Regions from separate parts of the Mus musculus genome. Here regions 1 and 2 are each linked to region 3. Evidence: chromatin loops called from intact Hi-C (ENCODE). Cell type or tissue: left cerebral cortex. All regions are shown on one strand. Links, peaks and the distances in the headings refer to the core of each region. The heading gives the core; the rest is flanking DNA. Region 1 overlaps Dmd (dystrophin, muscular dystrophy). Region 2 overlaps Dmd (dystrophin, muscular dystrophy). Region 3 has its middle 69 kb from the start of Fthl17a.

Region 1 (10,985 bases), core at 1,601-9,600, 1.3 Mb before region 3:
AAAAGTCTCTTAACTGTGGGCTCCACTAAAACAGTTTCTTCCTTCAAGAGGGAAAATATCAGGGCACAGTCACAATCAAAAGCAAAAGTCAATCTCCAACTGTCCAATGTCTGGGATCCAACTCACAATCTTCTGGGCTCCTCCAAGGGCTTGGGTCACTTCTCCAGCCAGGCCCTTTGTAGCACACGCGTCATCCTCTAGGCTCCAGATGCCTGTACTCCACTGCTGCTGCTGTTCTTGGTGGTCATCTCATGGTACTGGCATCTCCAAAACACTGCATGACCCCTTCAGTCCTGGGCCATCAATTGCAAATGAGGCTGGACTTTCACCAATGGCCTTCCATGGCCTCTCACAGTGCCAAGCCTCAGCTGTTCTGCTCAACTCCTTCATGCCTTCAAAACCAGTACCACCTGGGTGACTCTTACACATTACCAAGTCCAGCCACAGCACAAGGTACAACTTTGGCTATATCTGGAACACAGCCACTGTGCTCTCAGAAAACACTTCCCAGAAGATGTCACCTCAATGATGCTGGTCTCTTCTTAATCACCGCTAATTTCTTAGCTCCAGCTAACCAGCATCAATAGTCCCAGTAATGCAAAGCTTTTGCTTCAGTAGTTCTGGTATCTTGTTAATCACAGCTGATTCTTCAGCCCCAGCTAACCAGAACTACAGAATCTTCACAATCAAAACAGAAATGGCCCTGAAAAGAGTCTTTAATTTTCCCTCTGAAATTTCACAAGCCAGGCCTCCATCTTCTGCACTGTTCTCAACATTATCTTCCAAGCTCCTACACAACATCCCACAGAGCTCTTAACAACAAATGGATCTTCAAGACCAAAGTTCCAAAGTCCTTCCACAGACCTCCCCAAAACATGGTCAGGTTGTCACAGGAATACCCCACTCCTGGTACCAATTTGTCTTAGTCAGGGTTTCTATTCCTGCACAAACATCATGACCAAGAAGCAAGTTGGGGAGGAAAGGGTTTATTCGGCTTACACTTCCATACTGCTGTTCATCACCAAAGGAAGTCAGGACTGGAACTCAAGCAGGTCAGGAAGCAGGAGCTGATGCAGAGGCCATGGAGAGATGTTCTTCATTGGCTTGCCTCACCTGGCTTGCTCAGCCTGCTTTCTTATAGAACCAAGACTACCAGCCCTGAGATGGTCCCACCCACAAGGGGCCTTTCCCCCTTGATCACTAATTGAGAAAATGCCTTACAATTGCATCTCATGGAGGCATTTCCTCAACTGAAGCTCCTTTCTCTGTGATAACTCCAGCTGTGTCAAGTTGACACAAAACTAGCCAGTACACAAATTAATACACATTTTGCAAAAACAAGCAAGAATATATGCATGAGTATTTGGTAAACAAAGACCATTAAAACTTTTGGAACAATAATCCTCAATAAAAAAAAAAACAATGTACTGCACTATATTGCCTATTAATAATTTGTGTATATCAGAATACACCAGTAAGAGACAAAACATTAACTCCATATAGTGAAAGAAGATATTTGAAATGCACATAAATTGCATGAGGTATGCAAATCAATAATTATGAAGAATTCTTATTAGTTATTAAGGGAAAAATAGAAAAAAAACTATAAGTAAATGGGAAAAGTTCTTGGAAAATGATGTGATGACAGAAAGCACACCAAAGCATGTTTCTATTGTTCTGTATTTTGCCTGGATGGTGTTCATAAAATCATCACTAAAAATCAATAATGTATATTTTACTCTTCACTGTAACACTAACACTTGTCATCACCACAAAAATAAAGTGATATAAATAGCCAATAAATATATGAATAGTTTGTAAATCTTAGTATTGAGTGGCATGCAGGTTAAAATGAAAATGAAATACACACCATACCAACCACAATGGTTGAAATTTAATAGTCCAGCTTTAGAAAGCAGTATCAGTGGTTTCCAGATACTGTGTAAGAAGTTTCCAGGTATTCATTTCTCCCTCATAATTAACCTTGAAGAATAAGGAATAGCTTTATAATCAGTTTTCAGCGAGCTCAGTTGCTTGCGCAAGATTGCCTGATGAATGGTTCATCAATAACAACAACAACAACAACAGCAATAATAATAATAATAAATAACAACATTGCAACTTCATAGTCTGCTCACTCCTTGGCCTGCCTGAAGAGTCACAAGGTCAAACTCCATTTATGGAGACTAATAATACTGGTACATGTTGAGCTCAGTATGTACATTATTATAAACTTTTAGTTTAGTCTAGAGAGCCAAGGGCTGTATCTAAGGGTTGATAACTAAAATGTGTTTGGGAAGTGTGAGCTAAATTGGTGTTATGGGAACACTCTTCTAAGAAACCTGCACAAAAATTACTATAGGGGTACTACTAAAGGATTTGATTCCTTGGAAATGTGAGGGGTCAGTATGAATCAGTTTGTAAGGAAATATGTAAGATGGACATATTTGCAAAAGAACGGCTTGTATTTAGCTCACAGTTCTAGTGATTCAGTATGCCCTGGCAAAATTCGGTCTATTCAGTAAGATCTGAACATCTGTCACATCATGGTAGGAGCACATGAGTAATCAAATTACCAGAAATAGCAAGTCAGGGGGATCTGGCAGGTGAAGGTGCTCCAAATTTTATCATATTACTTCTAGGAGGACTTCTTAATTGCAATAAGGAAAAGAACCTTGACACCCCCCATGACTTTCTATTAGGTTCTACCTATTAAATGTCCCACCACCTCCACATCACACAAAGGACCAAGCCTTTAACCCATGGATCCTTGGGAATCGTTCACATTCATATCATAGAAAGGTACTAGTATTCTGGGCATATAACCAATTTACCTTTAATTATAGATTACCCAGACTTTCAAACATAAGACTTTAGCGGAGATCTTTCCTTTTCATCCCATCAAAGACTAAATGTGTGATAGGAAATTATCAGCAAGCCTGCGTGGAATTTGTAGAGCTAAGTATAAAGCCACAATAGATATGTTGGAAAGCTACTAAGATGCTATTTATCTAAATTTATTTCTTGGAATTGAGCAATACCTTAATGGCTTGGAAGTATTAAAGTATGTCCCAGAAGAACCTAAATTACTCCCTAAATGTAATTTATGCTTGACTAAGTTGATTTAGAACTGCAAGAAATCAGTTATGCTGCACATAAATTAAAAAAAAAACACTGTAATTTTAAATAGTACTTGCATATTTAATGAGAATTCCAATATTTGCAAAATTTTAAATTCACTTGATTTATTATCCTTATGTTTACACTACCATTTTTTGTAGTAGTAGTAGTAGTAGTTGTTATTGTTGTTGTTGTTTAATTTAGTTTGGCCTACATTGCCTCCTACTGCTAGTGAAAGATATTGGACATTTTTTCATCCTTAGATATAACATAGAAAGTTAAACATTCATTTCCCAGAATTTTATTTTAATGTCTCCTTATATGTGTCTGCTTGGTGCTGCCATTTTGCTCTCTCATGGGTTGTTCAGTTAATGGAGTGAGAAGACTTTAGGGAGCATAGTAACAAACTGCAGCCTAGTTTTATAAATGTAATATTGCAAAAGCCCTAAAACTAACTCTCTCTCTATCTCTCTCTTTCTCTCTCTCTCTCTCTCTCTCTCTCACACACACTATATTTTTTGATGGGAGAATATAATATAAAAATCACGATGAAAATTATAATTTCATATGATAAATTCAAGAATAAATAGAGGCTGCTAGTAATGCATATTAAATGCTATAGAATTTATATTAAAACTTTATGTGATATTTGAAATGGAGCTTAAAGTATTATTACTCACATTAAATGTCAATATATGCTTTTATTCTTTGATATTTTCTTTGGATAGAGTTGTTCATGTGGACAAGAATTTTAACATAAAGGTAAATCAACTTCGCAGTTTTCAATATTTAAGCAGTTGCCTACTATATGAAAAACTTTATATGTTTATCAAGCTGTTTCTTATTTATTTACATAAAATTGTTTAAACTGAAAAACTTTGGTTTAGAAGGGTTGTAGAAAACATAGAAACAAAAATAAGACAATCCACGCCCAGTCCCCAATGCTGGAGTATTTAGAAGGAACATGGAAACTTCAGGCAATCCAATGTGCCACCGCAGTCCATCTTGTTTTACTCCTTGGATATTGAATAGACTATGAATACACAAGACACTTACCTTGTCTTCCTTCTCTTTGAACTTTCTCTGTCATTAGATGCTAGTTATTTGGAAATCAAGTATATGGTACTTACAGATTTTTTTTTGTCTTGAATGAATATAGAAAGTTAGCCTATGAAATGGACTTAGGAGTGAGCTTGGGAAGAGATATTGAAGAATCTGATGGAGAATAATAATGCCAGTATGATGAGTGACAGTGGGTGAATCTGTGATTGGAAACCTCTGGGTTCTGCAGTAGCCTACTTATTACAAGATAAATGCTTAACATAAGCTATCTTGTAGTAGCCAATGGTGTTAAAGGAATAATTCAGATGACTGGGTCTTAATAAATGCAAAATAAGAAGAGGACCACTGACATCTACAAAATTGGATGGATCAATTGTGACTAAGTGTTAACCATGCACTGGTATACTACTCTACACTTCTCAGAGTATGATAGTTGGAGAAGAGTCAATAATCTACAAGTGAGGTTGCCACTCAAATTATCTTAAAATAATTTTATTGTTCTGACTCATGAAATGTAGAAATGAAATCTAAGCCATATTGAAAAATAGATAATGAAAAGTGAATCAACCTAGGAGCTGGAGTGACAGCTCCTTTATTAAGAATACTGACTGCTTCTCTGGATAAGCCAAGTTCCACTCTTAGAACTCAGATATGCCTACACAAAGCTAACTCTAACTCCAGCTCCAAGGGATCCCAATACCCTAATCTGGCCCACATGAATACCCACCAATACATGACAAATATTTGCACAGACACACATAGACCCACAGAGACACAGACAGACACCTGGATACACAAACACAGACACACAGACACACAGGCACACAGTCACAGATGCACACACACACATATACAAACACACCACAAGAAAAGAAAATTTTAATTAAAAATTAACCCTAGTCTCACCAATATGAAACTGTGCTAACTTATACTTCTATATTTAAGTCTTTTATTCAACAGCAGCATTTGATTTCAAGAAACACAGGTGTTTATAAAACATAATTTTTAATAATTCTTTCTTAAAGGACACAAGCTCTTGAAGTTTGTTATGAGACCTGGCATTCCCCTGTACTGGGGAATATAGTCTTCTCAAGATCAAGGGCTTCTCCTCCTAATGATAGCCAACTAGGCCATCTTCTGCTACATATGCAGCTAGAGACATGAGCTTACTAGTTATTTCATATTGTTGTCCCTCCTATAGGGTTTCAGACACCTTCAGCTCCTTGGGTACTTTCTCTAGCTCCTCCATTGGGGCCCTGTGTTCCATCCAATAGATGACAATGAGCATCTACTTCTGTATTTACCAGGCACTGGCATGGCCTTACAAGAGACAGCTATATCAGGGTCCTGTCAACAAAATCTTGCTGGCAAGTGCAATAGTGTCTGCATTTATTTGGTGGCTGATTATGATATGGATCCCCGGTTGGGGCAGTCTCTGGATGGTCCATCCTTTTGTCTCAGCTCCAAACTTTGTCTCTGTAACTCTCTCCATGGGTGTTTTGATCCCCATTCTACGGAGGAATGAATGATCCACACTTTGGTATTCCTTCTTCTTGAGTTTCATGTGTTTTGAAAATTGTATTTTGGGTATTCTAACTTTCTGGGCTAATATCCACTTATCAGTGAGTGCATATAATGTGAGTTCTTTTGTGATTGGGTTATCTCACTCAAGATAATATCCTCTAGATCCATCCATTTGCCTAAGAATTTTATAAATTTATTGTTTTTTTAATTTTTATTAGGTATTTTCTTCATGTACATCTCCAATGCTATGCCAAAAGTCCCCCACACTCTCCCCCCCCCACTCCCCTACACACCCACTCCCACTTCTTGGCCCTGGTGTTCCCCTGTGCTGAGGCATATAAAGTTTGCAAGACCAATGGGCCTCTCTTTCCAATGATGGCCAACTAGGCCAACTTCTGATACATATGCAGCTAGAGGCACTAGCTCTGGGGGGTACTGGTTAGTTCATATTGTTGTTCCACCTATAGGGTTGCAGATCCCTTTAGCTCCGTGGGTACTTTCTCTACGTCCTCCAATGGGGGCCCTGTGATCCATCCAACAGCTGGCTGTGAGCATTCAATTTTGTGTTTGCTAGGCCCCGGCAGAGCCTCACAAGAGACAGCTACCCACTGTGTAAATGTACCACATTTTTTGTATCCATTCCTCTGTTGAGGGACATCTGGGTTCTTTCCAGCTTCTGGCTACTATAAATAAAGCTGCTATGAGCATAGTAGAGCATATGTCCTTATTACAATTTGGAATATCATCTGGGTATATGCCCAGGAGAGGTATTGCTGGATCCTCTGACAACTGTGATAAAAACTGCAGGATACTGGTACAGTGAATAGAATGGAAGACGCAGAAATGAACCCACACACCTATGTTCACTTGAACTTTGACAAAGGAGCTAAAACCATCCAGTAGAAAAAAAGACAGCATTTTCAACAAATAGTGCTGGCTCAACTGGCAGTTATCATGTAGAAGAATGGAAATTGGTCCATTCTTATCTACTTGTACAAAGCCCAAGTCTAAAGTGGATCAAGGAACTCCACATAAAACCAGAGACACTAAAACTTATAGAGGAGAAAGTGGGGAAAGCCTTGAAGATATGGGAACAGGGTAAAAATTCCTGAACAGAACAGCAATGGCTTGTGCTGTAAGATCAAGAATCGACAAATGGGACCTCATAAAACTGCAAAGCTTCTGCAAGGCAAAAGACACCGTCAATAAGACAAAAAGGCCACCAACAGATTGGGAAAGGATCTTTATCAATCCTAAATCTGATAGGGGACCAATATCCAGTATATACAAAGAACTTAAGAAGCTGGACTCCAGAAAATCAAATAACTCCATTAAAAAATGGGTACCGAGCTAAACAAAGAATTCTCACCTGAGGAATACCAAATGGCTGAGAAGCACCTGAAAAAATATTCAGCATCCTTAATCATCAGGGAAATGCAAATCAAAACGACCCTGAGATTCCACCTCACACCAGTCAGAATGGCTAAGATCAAAAATTCCGGTGTCAGCAGATGCTGGCAAGGATGTGGAGAATGAAGAACACTCCTCCATTGCTGCTGGGATTGCAAGCTTGTACAACCACTCTGGAAAGCAGTCTGTTGGTTCCTCAGATAATTGAAAATAGTACTACTGGGGGATCCAGCAATACCTCTCTTCAATCTCATTTAAGAGGGGGAACAAAATAATCATGGGAGGCAGAGGGAGGTATCTGGGTGGAAGAGGGGAGGGGGAGGAGAAAAGTGGAGCAAGATCAGGCATGTGGGAATACAGGTGAGACGCCCAAAGTGTCATGAATACAAATGGAAATATGAAGCTGCTGGGGCATGGGGAGACCTGGGATGGGGAAGGCTCACAGGACTCGATGTGCGTTACCTTGGGATGGAGGAAGGGTATAGGGAACTTTCAGGAAAGCATTTGAAATGTATATAAAGAAAATATCTAATAAAAATTAATTAATTAATTAATTCATTAAAAAAAGAGAAATGCTCAATAGTGGGTATATGAAACCAGAAGAAACCACTTCCACAGTGGAAGGACAGTGACACCAACCCACCTCCAAAATGTTTGACCCAAAATTGTTCCTGTCTAAAAGAAATGCAGGGATGAACATGGAACAGACTGAAGGAATGGCAAACCAATGACCAGTCCAACTTGGGATCCATCTCATGGGCAGGCAGCAAACCCTGACACTATTACTGATGCTATGATGTGCTTGCAGACAGGGTCCTACCATGGCTGTTCTCTAAGAGGCTCTACCAGCAGCTGACTGAGACAGATACAGATACTTACAGCCAGCCATTGGACAGAGGCCCATGACCCCTATGGAAGAGTTAGGGGAAGGATTGAAGGAACTGAAGGGGATCACAACCCCATTGGAAGAACAACAGTGTCAACTAACTGGATCCCTGGGTGCTCCCTGAGACTAAGCCACCAACCAAAGAGCATATTATTAGTTGTTAAACACAGATTTTACATTAAACAAACTAGTTAGAGAAAGCCTGTTGGGGCTATCATTCACTACATCTATCACAGTACCAAGCTATTATTTCAGCTTTGTTTTTATAAGAATATAATGATATATTAAATGCAAATTCAATTCAAATACAAGGCTATAACTGTTCTTCCACTCTCTCCCAGTCTCTCATAACTATATAATTCATTTCCTTTTCTTTGGGGGTTCCTCCCTTCCTACCTAGTCCCTAACTGGATACCTAACATCTTTGGTTATATAAGTTATGAAATATCTGTCAAATGCCTAAAAGCTAGCATCCACGTAATTTAAAACATTTTTCTTTGTTTGTTTGTTTGTTTTTGGTCTATGATACCTCAAATGTTTTTTAGTTCTATCTGTTTGTGTACAAATTTCATTGTTTTTAGCTGAATAATATGCCATTTGTGGATTATACCATATTTTTATTATCTATTCATCAGTTGAAGACATCTAGGCTGTAATGCCTAGCTATAGTGAATTGAGCAGCAATGAGCGCAGATGAACAATTATCTCTTTGGTAGGGTGTAGAGTCCTTAGGTATAGCTGGATCTTGAGGCAGATCAATCCCCACATACCTGAGGAGTTGCCTCACTGATATTTATAGTGTTCCCTTTTCTCATACATTCAACAGCATGGGTTTTCATTTCTTTTATTAATCGTGGCCATTTTGATTGATATAAGATAGTTTTGATTTGCATTTCTTTGATACTCTAATATAGTGTGCTTTTTTCCCATTTCCTTGATGACTAAGGATGTTGAACATTTAATTGTTTATAAGCCTTTTGTGTTTAGCTTTTGAAAATTGTTTAGTTCCAGCTCATTTTTAATTGAGCTATTTGTTACTTTTATATCCAATGTTCTTTTCTAGTTCTTTTAAAATTATTTTAAATATTAACCATCTTTTAGATGTGTAATTGGTCTTTTCCTATTCTGTAGCCTGCTGATTTGCTCAAATGATGGTGTCCTTTGACGTACGGATGCTTTTTTATTTCATTTGATTAAATTATTTGATCTTAGAATCTGTGATATCAATGTGCTGTTAAGGAATTCTTCTCTTGTGTCAGAGAATTCAAAACTATTATTTCCATCTGTCTCCTCTACTAGATTTAACTTCATTGGCCTTTTGTTGAGGTGTTTGATCCATTTGAAGTTGAGTTTTGTGCACGGTGATAAATATGAATTTTGTTTTTATTCATCTACATGCAACAATCTAGCTTGACTAGCCCTATCTGTAGAAAATGTTTTCTTTTCTTCAATGTGTATTTCTGGCTTATTTGTTTAAAGAAAAGTACTGTGTCTGTAAGGGAATGGGCTTATGTTTGAGTTTTCAATTTGATTCTATTGGTCAATGTATCTGTTTTTATGGCAATACTCTGCTGTTTTTACTACTATAGTTCTGAAGTACAATTTGAAATCAGGGTTGGTTATACCCACAGCAGTTCTTTTGTTATTCAGGATAGTTTGATCTAGTCTGAGTTTTACTTGTTTCCATATGAAGCTGAAAAGTATCCTTTCAGTTTCTGTGGAGAATTGTGTTAGAATTTTGGCATTGATTGTATTGAATTCAGAGAGTACTTTAGTAGGATATTCATTTTTTAGTCCATGATCCATGAGCATGGGGCATCTTTCACCTTCTGATATCTTTTTAAAAAATTTCCTTCAATGACAAGAAGTTTTTATCAGCAATTGCTTCAGTTGCTTGGTTGGAGTTACCACAGGAGAATTTATATTATTTGAGGCTGTTCTGAAAGGTGATATTTCCTTGATTTGTTTTCAGTGCATTTGTCATTTGTATGTAGAAGGCTAGAGATTTTTGTGAGATAATTTTGTATCCATCTACTTTGCTGAAAATATTTGGCAGGAATTTCACAGGAGTGCCTTGTGAGAGTTTTAGCATCACTTATTCATATAATCCTATCATCTGCAAATAAGGGTAATTGAATTCTTCCCTTCTCATTTGTGTACCCACTTGAGACCCTCCATTGTCCTACATAAGATTTCTGATAATATAATTAATAGGTTTATAGATAAAATGTCCTTAGTCATGTGCATGACTTTAGTGTGCTTTGAGTTCCTCTTTGTTTTTGTTTTTGTTTTGTTGTTGTTGTTGTTGTTTGTTTGTTTATGTGGCCTGTGGGCTTGCTGTAAATTGTCTTTGTTATATTTAGCATTATATCCTTTGTATCTCCAATCTCTTCAAGACTTTTATCATGAAATAATGGATTTTGCCAAAGGCATTTTCAAGTGCTTTCTGTAGAGTTGGATTGGTGGATAGACCCTGCCAACATCTAATTTTATATTAAAATAGTTTTCTGCTTCTTTCTGTTGTGATTGATACTTTTGCTGGCTACAGTACTCTGGGCTAGCATATGTGGTCTCTCAAGCTTGTAAAACATTCACCCAGACCTTTCTGTGTTTTAGAAACTACTTTCAGAAGTACGTTGTTATTCTAATGTGTCTGCCTTTATGTCTGATTTGTTCTTTTTCCTTAGAAGCTTTAATATCCTTCATTTGTTCTCCTTGTTAAGTGTTCTGATTAGTTTGTATCTTGGGGAATTTCTTTTCTGGTACCCTTTATTTGGTGTTCTGGATGCTTCATCTTCATCTTCTTCTTCTTCTTTTTTTTTTTTTAGTTGAAAAATAGATTCTTCTTTTATTCAATATATCCCAACTATAGATTAACCTTCCTCTACTACTTACTTTCCTTACTCTCCTTTCCTCCAGATCCAAATTCCCCTCTATTTCCCTTCAGAAAGGAATAGGCCTACAAGAGAAAACAATCAACCAA
Region 2 (10,985 bases), core at 2,043-10,042, 710 kb before region 3:
TCATCTTCTCAGCTCCCAATGAATAGATCAGAAGATACCAATCAAGACTTGGTGTGCAAACCCATTAAAAAGATTAACATCTCTGAGAGACATCACCTGTTCACAATAGGTCCCATCTTCATATCAATTCTTTGAACACTAGTGCATTTCTCTTACATTAATACTTATTCCAAATATTAATAAAACATGAATCATATAGCTAATTATTTTGTATTAGTCTCACACATTACTCTAAAGTCCATAAGGACTGGATTTCCTTCTTTTTTGACACAAACCCTCATCCTTAAGCAGATTATATAGTCAGGAGTTGGTAAATATTTACAGAACCAGGATTCTTTCTCCATGACGATTTACTTTGAGTTGTGCTGTGATATGTTAATTATTGTTGGGCTCTTATTTTTAAATGTGCCAGAAAACAAAGGCAAAGGAAAAATAATAGTGCCCGTATAATGAGGAGCAGGACGACAGGGAAAGCTAAATCCCAGAAGATGATGTGAATTACTGGAAAAGTCAGTTAGGCAATTTTAATTTGGAGAAAAATAAAATTGATTTTAAACTAAGAAGCAAAAGTCTTAGGAGTAATGAGCTATTTATATGCAAATCTGAACTAGGGGTGGAAAGTGAAAATTCCTGGGGAGCTTGATTTAAACTGGTGACCATAGAAATAGAGCACTGAATTCCATAAAGAAGATTCAAGCTAAGCTTGAGAAGTTACACTTGAACCCTTTCAAAAAGGCCCTAGTGAAGAAAGAACAAGTTTTAATATGAGGCTGATATTTGTGAAAAACAATGGTCCAGTTTCTATTTCCTCTCAGGACAAGATTTAGAGTCAATCTTCTGCAAGTACAAATGTGCTGTTTTTGTTAAGCCATGACTTAGGAACAAATATCCAAATAAAAACAATTGGTATTAGAAATTCAACCATTATTTCCCCTGAGGCCAGATGAGGAAGCCTGGTCAGGGGAAAATGATCTACAGACAGTCAAGAACAGTCAAGAACAGACCCCACTCCAGTTGTTGGGGCACTAGAGTGTGTTGTTTCTGGGAGGGGGCTGTCCTCCCATCTCAAAGGAGAAGGGGAAGCTGGGAGAGGGAGAGGGACTCTGAGAGAGGGAGAGTGGGAGGAGAGTAGGATCTGCAATAGGGATGTAAAGTGAATAAACAGATTAATTAATGGAAAAAAAAAGTCAACCATTAGATGTCAGCAGAAAGCACGGAGAAGATTCTCAAACAGATGTTACTTTGGAAAAGGGCATTAAGATCAAGTGTTAATGTAATGAGTTTAAAGAATATAAACGAGCTAAGAGGAAATCTTGTTCATGGTACAAAATTAAAGCTTTAGGGGCTGGTCTATGCCATTTACTGTTATTTTTCTTTTCGAGGATCCTTCTTTCTGTAATCTTATGATCCACAATGCCCTAGGTATCTCAGTTCTTTTCTCATGTTATTAGAGGTTCGATTCTTCAGGGTTTTGGTTCATATTTGTTGGCTTCATTCCTTAAAAACTATCAACTTAGGAAGGAATCAATTACTTCCCCAATGAGTAAAACAAACTCATTTTCTAATCTCAGTTTATATTCTCAGCCCATGCACTATATACAACATTATCAAGCTACTTTTGATGCCTGCTTTATCTTCCCTGCTTTTGTCTCTACTACTTATACCCTTTGAGGAGTACATCTTTGCATTTTCAGTGTGATGATGACTACCTATCAACATTTTCAGCTGAAGAAGCTCCTTTGAGCTTTACACATGTATATCCCACTCTTTCCTTTCCACTCTAATTTCCGACAGGAACTTGACATTGAATACATCCCAAACTAAACTCATCTTTGCCCTTGGTCAAGATTTTTCTCTAGCTGAAACCAATTTCTTTTCCTATGATTCCTAACCAATGAACACTGCACCTCATTCAGTTGTTCCTTTTTGGATTCTAAGAGTCATGCTTGATTCTACCCACTGTAAGTTTTAGCAAAGTTATTTGCTATGTAAATAGTTTTCAACCCCAGTCACTTTTCTCTATTTCTATTAATCAACTATTATGTCTTGTTTAAATTATTAAAATGAACAAACCATTCACATAAATTGATTCACTTCTAGCTCGACTACTTTCTAACCCATTCTTTATATGAACTCTGGGGTGATTTTCTTCAGACTCATAGAATTCATGTACCTTCCCTGCCTCCCTATTTTAATGACATCACTAATTTACTCATTGTTTTTGTTTTCAATATTGAGAATGGAATTCAAATTCTTGTGCATGCTAGGCATATGCTCTTCACCTAAGCTATATACCCAAACCATATCTGTTGATTTTAAAATTCTATCTATCCCCAGATGTATGACTTGGTCTTCTATTCTAATTGATTGCTTTACTTGACTCCATCTCTACATTCCCTCAAACAACTGACAGTGACCTATTTTCATTTCCTTTTAGCTATGTTCCATTTTACCTGCTGATGTGATACATATTCTCTTCTTTGTGTGCTTACATTCTGCTCATTATCCAGGCCCTAGCTTAAATTCTGATTGTTTTAGTTAGCCTTCTCTGTCAACTATAAAACTTTATGTTATTTTAGTGTTTACTTCACCACACTGTATTTACATTATTTGCAGGTTTTTGCTTTCTATGAGAATGTTGACACTTTATTAAATGTACATTAGCTGCTGTGTACCCTTATATACCCACATGCCTAGATCAGTACCAAATAACTTCTTCTGAAACCTGTTCTGATTAGATAGGTAAATGGGAAAACCCTGGTGATGCGACCAAGTTCAAAATGAGAATACAGGGTTAAACAGATAGCCATCATTAAATGCATTGGATTTCAAAACAAAACAAAACAAAACAAAACCCATGAAGATGGAAAAGGGACTCATTGGAAGGAGTGATGGGTGATAGAGGCGGAAGGAATATAGGGTGATAGAGGGCTGCCATAGAAATCAGAACACATTGTATACACGTGTGAAAATATAAACAAATTACAGAACAAATTCCAAATTTTCTTCTAGGACACTCACCAATGAAGTGAACCATATCTACTGAATTTGCTTTTCTATTTCAAATCACAATACATCTACTAGAAGTATGTCGAGCAGAGGTCTATTGATCTCATAGAACCATATGATCAAAAGCAGGCGAGTACTAAAATAGATTCAGTGACTCAGCAGTATTAACTCCCAAATTTGTATATTCTTCCTAGCATTTCCTCAGAAATGCATATTCCAGCAGGAAGAAGAAAATGGAGAAGGGAAAGCAATGTTTCTTCTAGTATCTTAAAGACCAGAGTTGTGCTATGTAATCTTGTCTTATGACTGGGAGTTTGGGGTTTGGCCAGTGAACAGAGAACCTGTCTGCCACAATGAGTATGGAAAGATAAACTGGCAAGTTGCACTGGATAACATTATACTTCTTGAAGAATTACTACTTAAGTAATCGGTTGGAGGTGTGGGGTTATAGTGACAAGGAGCTTTTTGGACCTGATGATTGCTCTGGTCATTGTGAGAGATTCTGTAATTCTCTGTTGACTCCCAATACTTCACAAAATTAGAAACCTACACTGTATGTTTTCTCCATGTGCCACTTGTTCAGACTAAGTTGTAGAAATTTTGTCCACAATTTCTCTTATTTTGTGATCTTATAGATCTTATAAGTAAGTAGAAACAATAATACTCTTCATGTATTTTGGCCTCTTTGTCTAATAACTTACCCAACTGAACACAGACATAAAGTAAAATTGACATATTCTATATCTATATTGTATGATGGAATAGCCACCAGTCATAGGTTTCTATTTACATTTAATTATTATTAAATATAACATGAGATTCAGTTTTTACCAATCCATCTTCTAAGTGCTTAAGAGCCCCTCTATGTAATGATTTCCCCATTAGGCAGTACAAGATACAATACTTCTATTACCACAGAAAGCCCTGTTTACAATTCTACTGCAAAACAGCTTTGCTCATATTTACCTAAGCAGTTTCAGGTACCTTCCTAATAATAATGTGCTCTCTTCCTTACAAAAGAGCAACTGCCACATTTGATCAATAAATGTTATTTTTTCCCACAATGTGTTTTTAACAACTGTATTTCCTTGTTTTTATTTCTTATTTCATGCATTTTCCCATTTTCTAGTGTTAGTTTTAATAACTAAAAGCTGTGACTTTTGCAGGATGGCATTTCCACTTTTGTTTATCATATAACCTCACATTAAACAGGCAAGATTGATAATGTGGATATTTGAGGTGTGAAGACTGATATGTCACATCATTGTAAAACTTGCTATGGAAAGCATGCCGATTGCATCATTTCTCACAATTCAGGTTAGAAACTGCTCTACTACTGAACACTAATATATTGCCTACCCTGAAACTGCCAATCACGCAGATAAATGTATGCAAAATCTTTATGTATTTGGAAGCTGATTTAAAGCAATAAAATCTTCAATTCAGCTTGAAATTGTTGAATGTTAAGTAAAGTATATGTTACTTGGAAGAACTTTATTTTAATAACATTCCTTGGTAGATTTTAGTTTCAAGAAGGAAACAACACAAGAGTAAACTAGTGTTTACTCCAGATCCTCAAGTTAGTCCACAGATTGCCTATATAGGGAAATATTTTATTTTCCTGATCATATTCCATATAGAATTCATGGTAGCATATACAGCCAGATATTTGAGACCATCTAGCTCCATTTCTTTCTCTCTAACTTCTAGGAATAGATATGAGTTTGTGAATAACATAGTATTAGATATAATATTTACAAATTACTGGGAGAGGCCTTTAAGGATTAGAATCAAGGACTGCCATCTGGCTGGTGACTCTATGATGACACTGTGATGAAATGTCATTTCCTTAATTTCCTTATTTCTATTTCAGGATCCCTTCTTAATCTCTAAATGAGCATTAAACCTGAATGACTTAATTATATATGTTATCAGCATCGTAAGGATTAATTTGTTGATAAATGTTTTATGCTAAGTATGTGTTATGTAGACTGAGCACTTGGTACTAGGTAACAGCTGTGAAAATTCCTACCCATGCGAATCTTATTTTGGGGAAAGCAGATGATAGAAGCTAAAAATTATCAGGTTGTTTTGTTTTGTTTTGTTTTTGTTCTGTTCTGTTTTGTTTTGTTTGGGGGTTGTTGTGTGTGTGATGTGAAACCATAAACAGGAAAGGGAATGGAATTATGAGTCTATGTCAGAAAAGAATTATTACCATTGATATGTTGTGGTCAATACCAGGTTGATAATAATTATTACATATCTAAAAACAGTTAGACAATAGAAAAATAGAACAGAAAAGTAAAATTACTAAAGGCATACACTACTGTGTTAAAAACCTTTCAATGACTCCCTTCTGTATCAAAATTAAAGTTGAAGTCTTTAGTTGAAAAACCCAATATTGGATTAAATTATTTTTATACATCTAAATTGATTGTCTACTACACACCTGTTCTCTTGTTCTTTTCCTGACCCACTGATCCCTTTTAGGGTCCAAATGCTAAGTATATTTGAACCCCATATGATATCCTCCCAATGAGACTTCCAGGCTGCTCTCCTTACAATTGTACATGTGTTTCACATTCTCAGAGTCTTAATATTTTGCTACAGTATCATTCTCTTGGCGGGCCTTTTTTTGGACAACCACAATTAGTTTTTTTTTTTTCAAGTTTACCTTTATTTTAATCACCATATTATAATTTTAGATATTTATGAGACAGTGAGTGTAAATTTGTATTTACAATAGGTAATGATCAAATTAGGTTAATTTGCATATCTTTAACATTTAAACGTTCATTGCTTCTTTATGATAAGTACATCAACACAGTCATTCCATTATACTAGAGTAAAAATGAATATTTAAACCATTCAGAGACCAAGTGTGGCTTAAATGAGAATGGAAAACATTAATGTGGGAAGAACACGTAAATTTCATTATAGCTTGAGTAGAGAGACAGCAAAGTTTAATACTTGGGTATGAGATAGAGTTTAGAAATATTCCATATATTTTAGCCTCTCCAAATAGAAGATGAAGTGACTTCTTACTGTGCTAGTAAGGAAGTACCCAAAAGCAGCATGACTTATGAAGAGAAAGAAACATTTTGTTGAAACACCTATGATGCATCCAATCAGAACTGTTCAATGGACAGAAAGATATACAAAATCTTCCATTTAGAGGAATCTGAGGAATGGCTCATAATAGCTGCTTAGGATGTAAAGCTGAAACTTCTAACTATAACAGTCTAACTGCTGCCTTCTCCTTTTCTTCCTTTTCCTCCTCCTCCTCCTTCTCCTCCTCCTCTTCCTCCTCCTCCGTTTACTTTACACTCTCTTAAATGCAGCTGCTCTGCACATTGAACTGAAGAACATCCACATTCTATGCACATACTATAAAACTGAGCTATACACCAGCCCCTCTCTTCTTCATTCTCTGTACCTACATATTTCAATTTCATTTTTATTGGTTTCAACTACTATCAAGACACCTTAGTCTTTATAGTCATCATATATTTCTTCTAAGGTCCAGAACTATATTTTTGTCTCCTACCATCATTTGCACCCATATACTCTCTAGGCCTCTGAATGTCTAATTGAAAATATTTTTTTTAACCCATAAAACAGATTTTCTCTTGTTTTCACTGTATGCATTGCCACTGAAGCTAGAAATGTAAGAATTCTGTTCTAATGTTTTACAGTTTAATAATTTACTAAATTATGTATAAAATTGGCTTATGTCTTACATGCATTTCACTGTAAAAATTGCTGTAGAATTTAAATACTTTCTTCGTCCTTATTTTTATCTCATCCTAGAAGTCTCTTTAAAACTAATATTCTGACTTCCTTTTGCTACCAGTCCTATTTTTCACTGTTTTGAGACCTGATAAATAATATTTAACTAGGTGATATATTTCCAAAAGCACATTTATTTCTTTTCAAGAAGTAAACATACAGTAAGTATGTACAAATCTGGACTTGTTTTCAACCAATAAAATCATAGAGTTTTATAAAGTTTTAGCTGTTTGTGTATTTAAAGGGGTACAGGCATGAGAACTTTAGAAAAATAATTTAAATTCTCTATTCATAAATGTGACTTAAAAATATTTGTACATCTCACTTTCTGGAAATCATGAGAGACTGTATTTATGATTATCAATAGACTGTTAGAACGATTTTATAGCTGTAATTTGTGTTTCCTAGTGATGGGTTCAATAACTGTTTGTGGATGGAATGGTAGATGTTGGGCACAAAGTGGCTTTAGATTGTTTCCAAATTTCTAAAGAATGACACGTTTCTGCCTTTGAAGCTATGAAAAAGAATGTGACATGATGTCAATCAGGACATATGTTTAAACTACAACCACTTATTTTGTTGGAGGCTGTTCATGCTGTTTTTGTAATATATTTTATTCACAAGTAGTAAAACATCAAATGACTCTAAGTTCACCAGTTCAACAGTTTCAATTTAGTCTATTCTTAATATCTTTTGTGCAAAACACATCTTTTTGCAAAGTTTGTAATAAAAGTTTATTCAAAGTGAAATGATAAAAAAAAGATCCATTTACAATGTGAGAAAGCATTGAGCCATATGAGTGAAACATACTCAAGGGCCCCAATTCCTATTAGGGGTTTCTTTTTATGGGTTTCAAGGAAAGGAGAAATTTGATTGCTAAGGTGTATAGTTTGAGTTGTCCTCTGTATTGATTGGCAAACATAATTACGCAGTCATTTCTTGAATGGACAAGTCCCTTTTCACAATGCTTCAAATTTTAGTCATATTTATGCTCAGTTATACATAGGTATAAGTTGGTAAATAGGAGTTTCTTTCATAAACTTCACTTTGAAGGCACAGTTTACTGTGCATGTTCCCCAAACCAGTTCAGGCCAGATCTACCTCACTGGTTTCATACCTGGACATAAGGAGAGCATCATTAAAAAGTTTTTGTCGGAGCCCCGGGCTACCTTGCCAGCAGAGTCTTGCCCAACACCCGCAAGGGTCCACACGGGACTCCCCACGGGACCCTAAGACCTCTGGTGAGTGGATCACAGTGCCTGCCCCAATCCAATCGCACGGAACTCGAGACTGCGGTACATAGGGAAGCAGGCTACCCGGGCCTGATCTGGGGCACAAGTCCCTTCCTCTCGACTCGAGACTCGAGCCCCGGGCTACCTTGCCAGCAGAGTCTTGCCCAACACCCGCAAGGGCCCACACGGGACTCCCCACGGGACCCTAAGACCTCTGGTGAGTGGAACACAGCGCCTACCCCAATCCAATCGCGTGGAACTTGAGACTGCGGTACATAGGGAAGCAGGCTACCCGGGCTTGATCTGGGGCACAAACCCCTTCCACTCCACTCGAGCCCCGGCTACCTTGCCAGCTGAGTCGCCTGACACCAGCAAGGGCCCACACAGGATTCCACACGTGATCCTAAGACCTCTAGTGAGTGGAACACAACTTCTGCCAGGAGTCTGGTTCGAACACCAGATATCTGGGTACCTGCCTTGCAAGAAGAGAGCTTGCCTGCAGAGAATACTCTGCCCACTGAAACTAAGGAGAGTGCTACCCTCCAGGTCTGCTCATAGAGGCTAACAGAGTCACCTGAAGAACAAGCTCTTAACAGTGACAACTAAAACAGCTAGCTTCAGAGATTACCAGATGGCGAAAGGCAAACGTAAGAATCCTACTAACAGAAATCAAGACCACTCACCATCATCAGAACGCAGCACTCCCACCCCACCTAGTCCTGGGCACCCCAACACAACCGAAAATCTAGACCCAGATTTAAAAACATTTCTCATGATGATGATAGAGGACATCAAGAAGGACTTTCATAAGTCACTTAAAGATTTACAGGAGAGCACGGCTAAAGAGTTACAGGCTCTTAAAGAAAAGCAGGAAAACACAGCCAAACAGGTGATGGAAATGAACAAAACCATACTAGAACTAAAAGGGGAAGTAGACACAATAAAGAAAACCCAAAGCGAGGCAACGCTGGAGATAGAAACCCTAGGAAAGAGATCTGGAACCATAGATGCGAGCATCAGCAACAGAATACAAGAAATGGAAGAGAGAATCTCAGGTGCAGAAGATTCCATAGAGAACATCGACACAACAGTCAAAGAAAATACAAAATGCAAAAGGATCCTAACTCAAAACATCCAGGTAATCCAGGACACAATGAGAAGACCAAACCTACGGATAATAGGAATTGATGAGAATGAAGATTTTCAACTTAAAGGGCCAGCTAATATCTTCAACAAAATAATAGAAGAAAACTTCCCAAACATAAAAAAAGAGATGCCCATGATCATACAAGAAGCCTACAGAACTCCAAATAGACTGGACCAGAAAAGAAATTCCTCCCGACACATAATAATCAGAACAACAAATGCACTAAATAAAGATAGAATATTAAAAGCAGTAAGGGAGAAAGGTCAAGTAACATATAAAGGAAGGCCTATCAGAATTACACCAGACTTTTCACCAGAGACTATGAAAGCCAGAAGAGCCTGGACAGATGTTATACAGACACTAAGAGAACACAAATGCCAGCCCAGGCTACTATACCCGGCCAAACTCTCAATTACCATAGATGGAGAAACCAAAGTATTCCACGACAAAACCAAGTTCACACAATATCTTTCCACGAATCCAGCCCTTCAAAGGATAATAACAGAAAAGAAGCAATACAAGGACGGAAATCACGCCCTAGAACAACCAAGAAAGTAATCATTCAACAAACCAAAAAGAAGACAGCCACAAGAACAGAATGCCAACTCTAACAACAAAAATAAAAGGGAGCAACAATTACTTTTCCTTAATATCTCTTAATATCAATGGACTCAATTCCCCAATAAAAAGACATAGACTAACAGACTGGCTACACAAACAGGACCCAACATTCTGCTGCTTACAGGAAACCCATCTCAGGGAAAAAGACAGACACTACCTCAGAGTGAAAGGCTGGAAAACAATTTTCCAAGCAAATGGACTGAAGAAACAAGCTGGAGTAGCCATTTTAATATCGGATAAAATCGACTTCCAACCCAAAGTTATCAAAAAAGACAAGGAGGGACACTTCATACTCATCAAAGGTAAAATCCTCCAAGAGGAACTCTCAATTCTGAATATCTACGCACCAAATGCAAGGGCAGCCACATTCATTAGAGACACTTTAGTAAAGCTCAAAGCATACATTGCACCTCACACAATAATAGTGGGAGACTTCAACACACCACTTTCTTCAAAGGACAGATCGTGGAAACAGAAACTAAACAGGGACACAGTGAAACTAACAGAAGTTATGAAACAAATGGACCTGACAGATATCTACAGAACATTTTATCCTAAAACAAAAGGATATACCTTCTTCTCAGCACCTCACGGGACCTTCTCCAAAATTGACCATATAATTGGTCACAAAACAGGTCTCAATAGATACAAAAATATTGAAATTGTCCCATGTATCCTATCAGACCACCATGGCCTAAGACTGATCTTCAATAACAACATAAATAATGGAAAGCCAACATTCACGTGGAAACTGAATAACACTCTTCTCAATGATACCTTGGTCAAGGAAGGAATAAAGAAAGAAATTAAAGACTTTTTAGAGTTTAATGAAAATGAAGCCACAACGTACCCAAACCTATGGGACACAATGAAAGCATTTCTAAGAGGGAAACTCATAGCGCTGAGTGCCTCCAAGAAGAAACGGGAGAGAGCACATACTAGCAGCTTGACAACACATCTAAAAGCCCTAGAAAAAAAGGAAGCAAATTCACCCAAGAGGAGTAGACGGCAGGAAATAATCAAACTCAGGGGTGAAATCAACCAAGTGGAAACACGAAGAACTATTCAAAGAATTAACCAAACGAGGAGTTGGTTCTTTGAGAAAATCAACAAGATAGATAAACCCTTAGCTAGACTCACTAAAGGGCACAGGGACAAAATCCTAATTAACAAAATCAGAAATGAAA
Region 3 (10,985 bases), core at 2,094-10,093:
TAGTCCTCTGGTGGGTACAGGAGACTGCCAGACAAACCCATAACAATTCCTCCAAGTCTATGAACTAAGTATATGTTATCTTCAGCAATAGGGCCGTATCTTCAAGTTCTAGGAGACAACCAAAGGCAATGGTAATAGCCTATATACTTGAAAGAATTTGTTCCTTGCCTGGCACTGGGGGTTTTGTTGGCTTTTGTCTGAGGATTGTATTATATATAGGAACAGAAACAATATAACAGTAAAGACAGTATAATATGAAAGCTATTAGTCAATGTTAATTGAATCTTTGATAAGGACTATGAAGAGAGATCCAGGGTGGGTCAAATAATGAAATTGATCCAATCCTTAGGTTCTGAAAGTACCTTTTGTGTTAAATTTTGAGAGATGTGTAGGAATTGACAAGAAAGAAATGGAGAAAGGTGGTTGGAGATGAGAGTAGATAACAGAAGGTGCAGTACTTGGAAGCTGAGTCTATAGAAAGCAGGTCATTGATGGAGCCTTTGTTACTTTCTTTGCCTGGTATTTCATTTCACTTTAACCAACCTGATTTAACTCTAACTCAAGAAGAAGAAAAAAAAAACCCTAGTAGGTCTTAGTCTTTTACCCTTCTTAGAATAGCATTTAGGGAAAATCAGAACAAAACCTTTACCTGCCCATTCCATACCCATAAAAACTTCATTAAAACTAGGGGTATGACAAAGTTCATTATGGAATCTAAAGGCTGAATACATTCTGGGGGGTGTAATATACATTCAGGCTTATATTTTGATTTCATGCATGGCAGTAGTATCCTGACTAAAAGTTCAGAGGTGATGAACTGTTACCCTGACTACAGAAATGTCTTTCACGCAGAAGAGAACCAGCATAATAAATAGAGGTTTGCACCAGCTTCGCCTTGTGCCATTCAGTTAACGCTGCTAGCATGTTTATATTATAGACTTCATCTTTAAAGCTCTAAGATTTAGTCATAAAATCTCCTCTCAGCTGAAATGTGACATATAAATAAGGTCTCTGCTTAAGGGCTGAATTGCTCTCTTGCTCTTTTAAGCTGTCCTTCCGTTAAATACAACTCTTGGTGACTTTTTAAAGCTATTTGACACTACTATCCACTTTTAACTCTTGGTGATTAAAATTGTACTACAAAGCCACCTTATCATTACTGACTAGCACTTAAAGTGTTCAGAAAATTAAACTCATGTATAATGAGGAGAAAAATACATGTGATCAGAGAAGAATTTCAACATTGGATTTCTTTAAAGTATTTCCATTCTTAATAATCTAGTGTATGAGATCTGTGGCAATATGACATATACCCAGCTCATGAAAGATAAACAAGAACCTATGTTGCTTCTGTCAAGCACCATGTTATAGTGATGAGAAAAGTAATGAATAGACCTAATAACTGTCTTATGAAAATCTCCATACTGGTGATTTTTATATTAAAAATATTTTATATCTTATGGCCCTTCGAAATCTAGTTTTTATCCAGCCAATGGAATCTAATATCATGGAAGGCTTTTCCATTCATTTTACCAAACCACTTTATCCTTAGCGTTTTGGACTGGGAATATTTTTTATGTCAATTAAAAAAGTGTGTGTGTGTGTGTGTGTGTGTGTGTGCTGTATTTATGGTTTGGTATGTATATGTGTGCATACACATGTCAATGTATAGGCCAAAGATCAAAGTCATGAATACTCCTTAATTGTTCTTCATTTTACTGATTGAGACAGTGTCTCCTATTGAGCCCGGAGCTCACCAATTATCTAGGCTGGCTGACAAATCAGCTCCAGGGGTCTAAATTGTTATATATAGTGCTGTGCATTTGAATTCAGGACCTCTCTCCTATATGACAGTAACTTTACAATCTGAGTAATCTACCCAGCCTCTCAATATCTTAGAAAACACAAGTTTTTGATTTCTGAATAATTATAGATTTGCAGGACACTGGAAATAGTAGTGCAGGTCAATGAATGTGACACACAGCTCCCTCCAATGGTGTCATATTACAAAACAATAACATGTTACCAAAGCCAGGGCTTAAACTACACAATAGAACTTATTAGACTTCAGATCATACTCTGACTTCATGCATGCACCCATTTTCACTTATCTGTATTATAGTGTTTGTGAAACTGCCACCACAGTCAAGACACCAAATCATTTCCTATTTAAAGACTTTTTATTTATTTTTTGTGAATTTCACATCATTCACCACAATACCCCTCATCTTCCTATTCTTTTGAAAACCCTCACAAAAGAAAAAAAAAACCTCATTGTGGAAGCTGTTGTGTGAGCTGTATGTGTCCCTCAACATACTCTTTTGTTCTCTCTTCTTTACTTGGAAATGATCAAAGCAATGAGTCTTTGGTCTGGTTTGAGGCCTCTGGCTCCTGCTACACTATCAATACTGGATCCTCACAGTAACTCTCTCAAGAAGTCTTCTTGATATCCTGTGTCATAGAGAACCTTCAGCTTTGTAACAGCAAGACTGGCCCTTTCATTCATTCCATCAGATCATAGATGGGGTAGGTGTTGGAGCGGACCTACTCAAAGCCCTGGATTTGGGCCTGGTGGTAGCTGAGCTGGTAGACCCACCAGCTCTCCCACACCCATACCACTAGGATGAGCTCTGCAGCAGGACCCTGGCTAGCTTACCCAATGTTGCAGCCAGCAAGGGACAGAGCCAGTTCTCCAGCTTTCATGCCATAGGGGCCAATTCACTGGTGTTCACCCAACAGGGCCAGCTCTATTGTGCTGCCTAGACAAGGTGCAAGGCCTGTTCTCCCAAGTGTTGCAGCTGGTGAGGAGCAAGGCTAGCTCTCCTCATCTCAGGAACTCTGGGCCAGCTCTCCTGCCTGCCATAGGTGAGGAAGGATAAGTGGGGGAGGGCATCTCTCCCTTGTCCAATCTAAACCACAGTAGACAAGTTGCAGGGCCAGCTCTCTCATGCTCACACCTAAAGGGCTGGCTCACCCACAACCCCTGCAACCCGGGCCAGTTCTGCTGTGCTTCCTGGATGAGGTATGGGGCCTGCTCTCCTGATTACTGCAGCTGATGATAGTGGGGCCAACTTTCTCACGATGCCTAGGTCAGGGGTGCAGCCAGCTCTTCACAGCCCCCATCAACACGGTCCCAGGGCATCTGCCTGGCCTTTGGTGGAAACATATCCCCACTGTTGCAGAGCCACAAACCCAGACAGGACCCTCAGTAGCAGCACAAGCTAGGACCTCATTATGACCTTAGGTGGCCTTAGGTGGTGTGATGGTTTGTATATCCTTGGACCAGCGAGTGGCACCATCTGAAGGTGTGGCCTTGTTGGAATAGGTGTGACCTGGTTAGAATGGGTGTGTCACTGTGGGTGTGGGTATAAGATCCTCACCCTAGTTGCCTGGAAGTCAGTCTTTCATTAGCAGCCTTTGGATGAAGACATAGAACTCTCAGCTCCTCCTGCACCATGCCTGCCTGGATACTGCCATGCTCCCACTGAACCTGTAAGCCAGCCCCAATCAAATGTTGTTTTTTATAAGACTTGCCTTGGTCATGGTGTCTGTTCACAGCAGTAAAACCCTAACTAAGACAGGTGGTATTAACAGCTCCTCACATCAGGCTGTTCCTCATTACCATCAAGTGTCCAGTTCTGCCTCTTCATTGTGCACACATCCTTTTGCTTCTCTTTTTTCATCTCTCTACCACTCACTTGCTCACCTTAGTGGCATGTGGTGCCCCTGGGATTCCAGGTTTGTCTCAGGAGTGCTATGCCCCACCAGTGCCATGTGGCACCAAGCAGGGGTCTCTGTGGGGACCCTTCTGCCTGCCTGGGCCATGTGACACTGAGCTGGAAGTTGACTATGATGACATAATCTATGGAGTATAAGAGGTTTTAGACAAGAACTCTACCATTGATCAATATCCTCAGTTTGTTTTGTTCTATTACAGTTTTTTAAAAAAAATTTTATCTTATTATCATTTTTTGATTCCAACCTGTGTTCTAATGAGACAGAAGGAAAGAAAATGTGTGGATTTGGGTGGGTCGAGAGAATCAGAGAAAAGTTGGAAGAGGGGAACTATACAGCATAAACAGAATATATTGTATGAAAAACATCTATTTTCAATAGAGAAAACTGACGCTTCTGGAAGCTATGTATTTTGTTTAAGAGGTAGATGATAAATTAGTGATATAGGAAGAAACGAAGCAGATATAGTTACCACAGACACGGCATCATTCCTACATGAAGTAGTGAAAAAGTAACTTGGATCTAAACCAATGCAATGACTATACAGTATTTATTAATTTTATTAAGGGAGGGAGAATTCTTATATAGCATCATTTAAAGGATGTGAAATTGGTTGGCATATGCTGGTCCAAAATGATTAGAACAGGAGCCTGATCAAATTAAAGTGATCATGATAAAAGATTGTAAGATGTTAAACGAGAAGGCAGGCCCAGGTAGGAATGCTTAAATCCCATGTAGAAGGGGGAACAAAATAATCATGAGAAGCAAAGGGAAGAACCTGGATAGGAGAGAGGACAGGGAGGGAAAAGGGGAGAAGATCGGGTATGAAGGGAGACTGGAGAGAGTCCTAGAGGACCAGGAGAATGAATAGAAATATGCAGCTGCCAGAGGTAGGGGCAACTTTTAGAAAGTCCCAGAGGCCCAGGATTGGGAAGGCTCCCAGGACTCAGTGGGTGACCACAGCTGAGATGCCTAACAGTGGGGACATGAAAACTGAAGAAGCTACTTCCTGTAGCCAGGCAGGACCTGGCTACAGTGGAGAGATGGGGACATCAACCCACCTACAAAACTTTGACTCAAAATTGCTCCTGTCTAAAAGAAATGCAAGGACAAAAATGTAGGAGTTTGTTCAAAGGAGCCATTGGTGCTGCTTGTTAGTTTTCTTTATTGAGATAGATCTTGCTAAGTAGTGTAGGCTGACCTACAAATCCAGATCCTCCGGTCTCCTGCTCGTGCTGGGATTAGTGTTGTATAATTACCACTATATGTAGCTTAAAATAAAATGCATTTCATTTCTTTCCACAAAAGGAAATTCCAGCCTTCACTTTCAACTAAAGGGAATGATTTGTCTTTACTGGTTCCTAGCCCTGAGGTCTGCAAGGAACCGTAGCTTTGCCTTCCCTACATTGGAGGTGGAAAGGGAAGGAGGCCCGGGCAGATGGGGGGAGGTGCCCAAAAGAATGAAGATCAGCATTGTCTTTAGTCTTAGTTTCTCAAATGTCAGGTATAAGAAGCTCACTTGGGGAAAGAGATTCAAATGCAATTTCCTGAACTGCAAGCTAAATGATTCTAGTGCCACAGAACCCAGGGATTGGTTGGATAGTTTTGCCCATCTCAGTTGATCTGAATGGATCTTTGGAATCTCTAACTATGTATGAAGCACTCAAACATACAGGCTGCTGCTACAACAGGCAACATACGGAGCAAATTCATTCAAAAGCTGAGGCTTGCATCTTCACTTCCAAGCACAAAGTTAAAACAGCTGGCCGCTTTGATGAAAACGATGGATTCAGCTGTTTGACAGGATTTCTTGGCACCTTTAGTTAAAGCAAAATCTGCAAAGTCTTTAAGCCAAGAGCCCATCATTAAGGAGTGACTTTTTTTTTTGTAACAGTGTTGATGACAGCAGCTATGACAAAAGTCTGATCAAATGCCAAGGGCTGTCCCAAGTCACATTGTGATCTTCTTTCTGAGTCCTATTGCTTTGGGTAGTATGCGATGTACATCTTCTACTGAGCTCTAACAAGACACACATTTACATTAGCCAAGCCTCTGTTCTGTGTGCTTCCCTAATGCCTCGACAATAAGAGAAAGAGTAGAAAGAATGAGGGGAAGAAAGAAGAGAAAGGGAGAAAGAATACCTTTCACACAAAGCTTCCAGTTCTTCAAAGGAGCAGAGACCACACAAGTATAAATGCATGCATGAAACCCTCATTATTGCTTAGGTAGCACATATCTAGATCAGTTGCTGTTAAGACATGCATGGCTGACATGAGTCAGAAAAGTATATGCTGCAGTCAAGTCAAGATTAGAAGGTTTGTTTTTGTATTACACCAGCTTCCAACTCCTATTTCACTGCTGGGAGGGCAAAAAAAGAAAAAAGTCCTGACAGACAGGGGAAATTTTCCCATCCTATGAGCTGCAGTGTGATTTAACATAAGGGATGTGCTCCATCTACTGGTAGAGATGACAACCACAGACAGAAATGGGCAGTCTGTAAAATCAAATGAAAGCATGTATTATGAATCCTATTCTGATTTTTTTTTTTTTTTTTGGTAAGAAAGGACACTGTTTCACTTTGGGGGAAAAAACGAAAGAACAAAAAAATGAAATCTACAAAATTTCCCAAGACAACATGATGACAACCAGAAATGTACATGGGCTGGATAGAGAGATAATGGGCAAAGCAGCCGAAAACTGGGAAGGAAGCACTGAAACGCTAAAGCTGCAAGAAATAAGCCATTTGCACATCACTTCAACACAGAAGCTTCCAATCAAACCCCCACTGGATCTGGAAATAATAGACTACATGCCATATATTAGAACCTCCCTATATATTATCACAAGCAAATATTTTATAGGAATTCCACCCACATGGTCCCAATTCACTCGAGTAAGGCCAAGTCTTAATATAGAATCATTATACATTTTGTCATTGTCTGGGGATGTACAGACAATAGTGCTGACACCGACATTTGCAGTAATTTGGGAAAGGCTGGAGGGGTTGAGGCATGACCGGCCCTTCTGTGCCTCTTATGCATATAGCTGGTCTCTAATGACAACAGCTGTTGCCGACCAGGCCTGTCACTGTTTCCAGTCATGATTCGTAGGCATCTGAAGAATCTTGATAGTTTTTCCCCCTGAAACAGACCTACGTGCCTTCTGAGGCACCGATGAATATTGGAGCATCATTTCTCACTTACAAGCACTGACAGTGCAATTCTGCAATATACTATAGAAACAGTTTCTTTTTCCACTGCTTCTAGATTCACCTCCCTAATTGAGCCTAGAAAAGGAGTATTTGCTGAGGTTCTTCTAGGCCCTGGAGTTGGTGCTTTCTCCACTCTGCATTTGATATTCACATCAGCCTTATGAGGGTCTATCCTATTATCACTATTTTGGGGACACCAAGATGGTGCCTCAGAGCAATTAAATACTTGTCTAGATGCTGTTGCCTCTGGGATCTGGAAAGCTAACCAAAGGAATTGTGTATAAGCTTTATACTATCGCAGGGAATGTGCCATGCTGGCACGAGGTAATGTGATAATGAATGTATGTAAGCTGGTGTTTCTTACCGTATGAAGCTCAAGATACTTGCACCAGGAGTCTTGGAATTATCCATGGAACATGCAGATCCCTCAGATGCAGGTCACTAATCCTATCACTGGAAGGCCAGATCAAAGGGACCATAATTTCAAGTTCCATCTGGGAAATACAATAAAATCCTTTAACAAAAAGAATCAGTGCAACAATAAGAATGCTAAAACATGGACTGGTGAGATGGCTCAGCTGTTAAAGGCTAGGCTCACAACCAACAATATAATACTACTAAAACACAAAATGCAGACCAAGGACTGGAGTGATGGCTCAGTGGTTAAGAGCACTGGCCGCTCTTCCAGAGGTCTTGAGTTCAATTCCCAGCAACCATATGGTAGCTCACAATCATCTGTAATGGGATCTGATGCCCTCTTCTGGCTTGTAGGTACATACAGATGGAGCACTCACATACATAAAAAAAAAATTTTTTTTTAAAGACTGTTTGGGCTGGAGAGATGGCTCAGTGGTTACAAGCACTGACTGTTCTTCCAGAGGCCCTGAATTCAATTCCCAGCATCCACATTGTGGTTCACAACCATCTGGAATAGGATCTGATCCCCTCTTCTGGTGTGTCTGAAACATACATAAAATAAATTTTAAAAAAAATTTTAAAAATGCAGACTGACTGGATCAGAACTACTAAGAGAATCTGGAGTCAGCATTGTCCCAACTTCCGAGGTAACTCTGGTTGTTTTTAAGTTGAGATCTTCCTGATATACAAGCAAAATAAAAAAAACAACCAACCAAAAGAAGTGCTGGAATACTGGGGGCGTTATTTTAGAGGTAGTGGTAGAACAGGCTTTCTCCATTTTTGCAGTATAGGCTGCTGTGGTCATAGGGACAAGAATGCTGCTCTTTGTTACCTAGTTAAGCCATTCACATTCCACAAGTCAGCGTATTTGGCTCTGAAATAGGAATCACTGTTTCACCTGACTGTAGTGAGGATGAGCACATATGAAAGAACTATACATTTCAAATGGCCATATGATACATTAAAAAAAATGTGCCCTAATTGTCTACATCACCTCCAGTATTTCCCTCCACCCTTTGCATTTTTGTCTTATGTCTGGGATAAAAGTCAACACAACCATATCAGAAACTTGAAAGGCCTTCCATATTGAGAATTTCCATAGGTTGGTGTTTGGGATACTGAGACCAGCATGGGATGGAGACTTAATGAGACTTCTGGAGAACAAGAGGATACTACAGTTAATTGGCTGCCAGACAACTACCAGCCATGAAAGTGACTGTCTATTGGCTCATCTAGCTCTCTGCTGACCTTCAAACTAACTGCAGACTGGTGAACAGAACCAGCAGAAATGGGAGAGGCAGTCTACACTAAAAGAGCAGAGCAGGCAGCCCATTGTGCTATTTATAACTCATTGTTGTTTAAAGTGTCCAGGGTTTAGAAATGCTCCTGGCATCGCACAAGATAATGGATATAGACTACATGCCATTGGTATTATGTAAGTTGTTTAGTGCCTTGATCATGGATTCTGGCCAGAAGTACACACCACAGATAAACAGGCATCTTTGGGTGAATATTCAAGCAAAGCTTTTCATTACATTCATACTGGAAATGGTTTCACAGTCTGTCCTGACCAGTGTATCCTCTAGAAGCAGCAAGGAGCTAACATGAAAAAAATCTCTTATTTCTCTAATTGTTTCTAGACAGACTATTCAGCAGCTTTATCCAGAAGGATATATTAAATCTCCTCCAAGCTGATCGCCAATAATAATCTTCTGACTCCACAAAAGCATTCATAATCCACTGCATACCTTTCCATATGCACACTTTCAACATCCTGCTGCTGGCACTAAGATAAATGGCTTCATCAAAGGCAGCCATGGAAGCTTATGACCTGTTGAGGCAGAAAAGCTTCCTGGGGGATCAGAAACATCCTAATGCCCAAATCAAGCATTCTCACCACTATGTGAAGCATCACTGTGCAGAATATATTAAATAAATATGTAGTGGTGAAGAGGGCAGAATTGTGCTACCCAGCTTCACCCCATGAGTCTTTATAACCATGATTAAATTCCTTTGATAGGTACTTTCAAAGTACATTGTTCCTTTTGCTAAACATGTTTGGTGAGATTGTCATCTGGAAATAGTATCTAAGGAGTCTCATTCAGTGGAACAAGGTACAAGTGGTGTGTGTGTGTGTGTGTGTGTGTGTGTGTGTGTTTTAATTAAATCCATATTCTGAAACCTGAAAAATAAGCACAAAATCAAGTTTTTTTTTTTTTTATAAAACCCTCCTCTCTGTCTCTAAGAGATTTAGTAATTGTGCAACAAATGAATATAGCCATTTTACCATTCATTTGACATTCAGCAAATTGCAACTCAGTCCAGGAGCAACTGGCTATTTGCAAGGCTGATTCACCATATTCCAATCACATGGTCATTCTGCATCCAACGCGCACTTGATTATATGACTATAGTGACTGTTGTTGGGGGGAAACCACATAATGTGTTTTCTTAAATCTACCTTTGAGCTGCCTCGAATCTGATTATCGCAGAATTCCCCCTGGGTAACACAAAATAAGTTTCAGTCATCTCTGTTTATTGTATATAAGCTTTATTATGTTTATTTGCAGTGAAGAATTTCAAGTGGCTTTTAAAATGTTAACAGATTTTTTTTTTCTGGATACAATTTACACTTTCATTCAATAAATCAAAACTGGCCCAAATAAATAAACATCATTAAGCCAGTTAATATGAGTTGTAAAAACAAGAAGGGTACTGAATTTTTCTTAATTTAGGTCAACTAACTCTGAACTATGGTTAGTTAACGAGCTTGTATTTGACAAGTATTTAATAAAGACCAGCTGAAGTTGTGGTAGAATATTGAGGTGCTGGATATAATATTGTGGTTGAAAATGGTCCAGAATGAAATGAACAATCAGTAAAGTATAAAGAAAACAATCATATGAACACACTCTCAGGGAAGAGAAACGCAAGCAGATGATAATTGGAGCCATGAACACTCACAAGCTCTCCCCAGGACATTTATAGAGCAATAGAAGATTGCCAAGGACATAATGAAGAGAATCACCAGTGTTAAAAGTGTAGGCTGAACAGGAGACTGAAAGCCAGAAAATGATTTAAAAACTGAAGTGGTTTGTATTGCTGATCAAGGCCAGAGAATATTTCAACACAAGAGAACAAGTACTGACAGCTCTATGGAGTCCATTGAATTTTACAACAAATACAGAGAGGCCCAGGAGGTCAGTGGTAGAGCACTTGATAAACATGCACAAAGTCCTGGGTTCTATTCTTGGCCTGAAAGGAAAGGGGGAAGTTATGGGGACTTCAGTCTGAACTGTATGATGAGAACAGACACGACACTGTAAAGGTTCAGGCAGTACATTGTAGGTAAGAAAGCAAGTCTGGAAAAACCCCTTGTTTTCCAAGTTTCACCTCGAAGAACCAAAGGGAATGGAGGAAAATAAGCAAGGAAAGGAGACAATGGAATAAGAAAAGCATGGTTAAAAGCAGGGGAGCTTATTTTGGAGAAGAAAAATTGGAACCAGAGGCCAAGAAGCAGCATAAGGGAGGACAGCTGGGGAGAAAGATGAACTATAACAAGTTACAGTGACATGAAAATGCCTCGATAATACCCATCTCTCGATGAAAAACACAGTGAAGG

What was found. Peaks named below come from ENCODE experiments on the same cell type or tissue, not always from the same donor. Only the 100,000 strongest peaks of a DNase experiment are listed, where the experiment ranks them.
Region 1: it touches region 3 in a loop (3-fold over the local background); 2 of 42 quality-filtered maps call a loop at or near these places.
Region 2: a loop joins it to region 3, with 4 times the contacts of the local background. A loop is called at or near these places in 6 of 42 quality-filtered maps.

What each region holds. Positions count from the first base shown.
Region 1 is chrX:84,005,310-84,016,294 of GRCm38, forward strand. The region is part of intron 43 of Dmd (dystrophin, muscular dystrophy); the gene reads left to right. Among named protein-coding and RNA genes, the nearest start is that of Gm46696, 130 kb to the left of the region's middle. In left cerebral cortex, for the core only: no CTCF peak of the experiment used is centred there; a DNase peak (open chromatin) is centred at 6,390.
Region 2 is chrX:84,599,656-84,610,640 of GRCm38, forward strand. All of the region lies in intron 54 of Dmd (dystrophin, muscular dystrophy), which reads left to right. Among named protein-coding and RNA genes, the nearest start is that of Gm52441, 93 kb to the left of the region's middle. In left cerebral cortex, for the core only: no CTCF peak of the experiment used is centred there; a DNase peak (open chromatin) is centred at 6,217.
Region 3 is chrX:85,313,242-85,324,226 of GRCm38, forward strand. No RefSeq gene overlaps it. Among named protein-coding and RNA genes, the nearest start is that of Fthl17a, 69 kb to the left of the region's middle. In left cerebral cortex, for the core only: a CTCF peak has its summit at 6,193 (motif pointing left); DNase peaks (open chromatin) are centred at 4,950, 5,220, 5,398 and 6,119.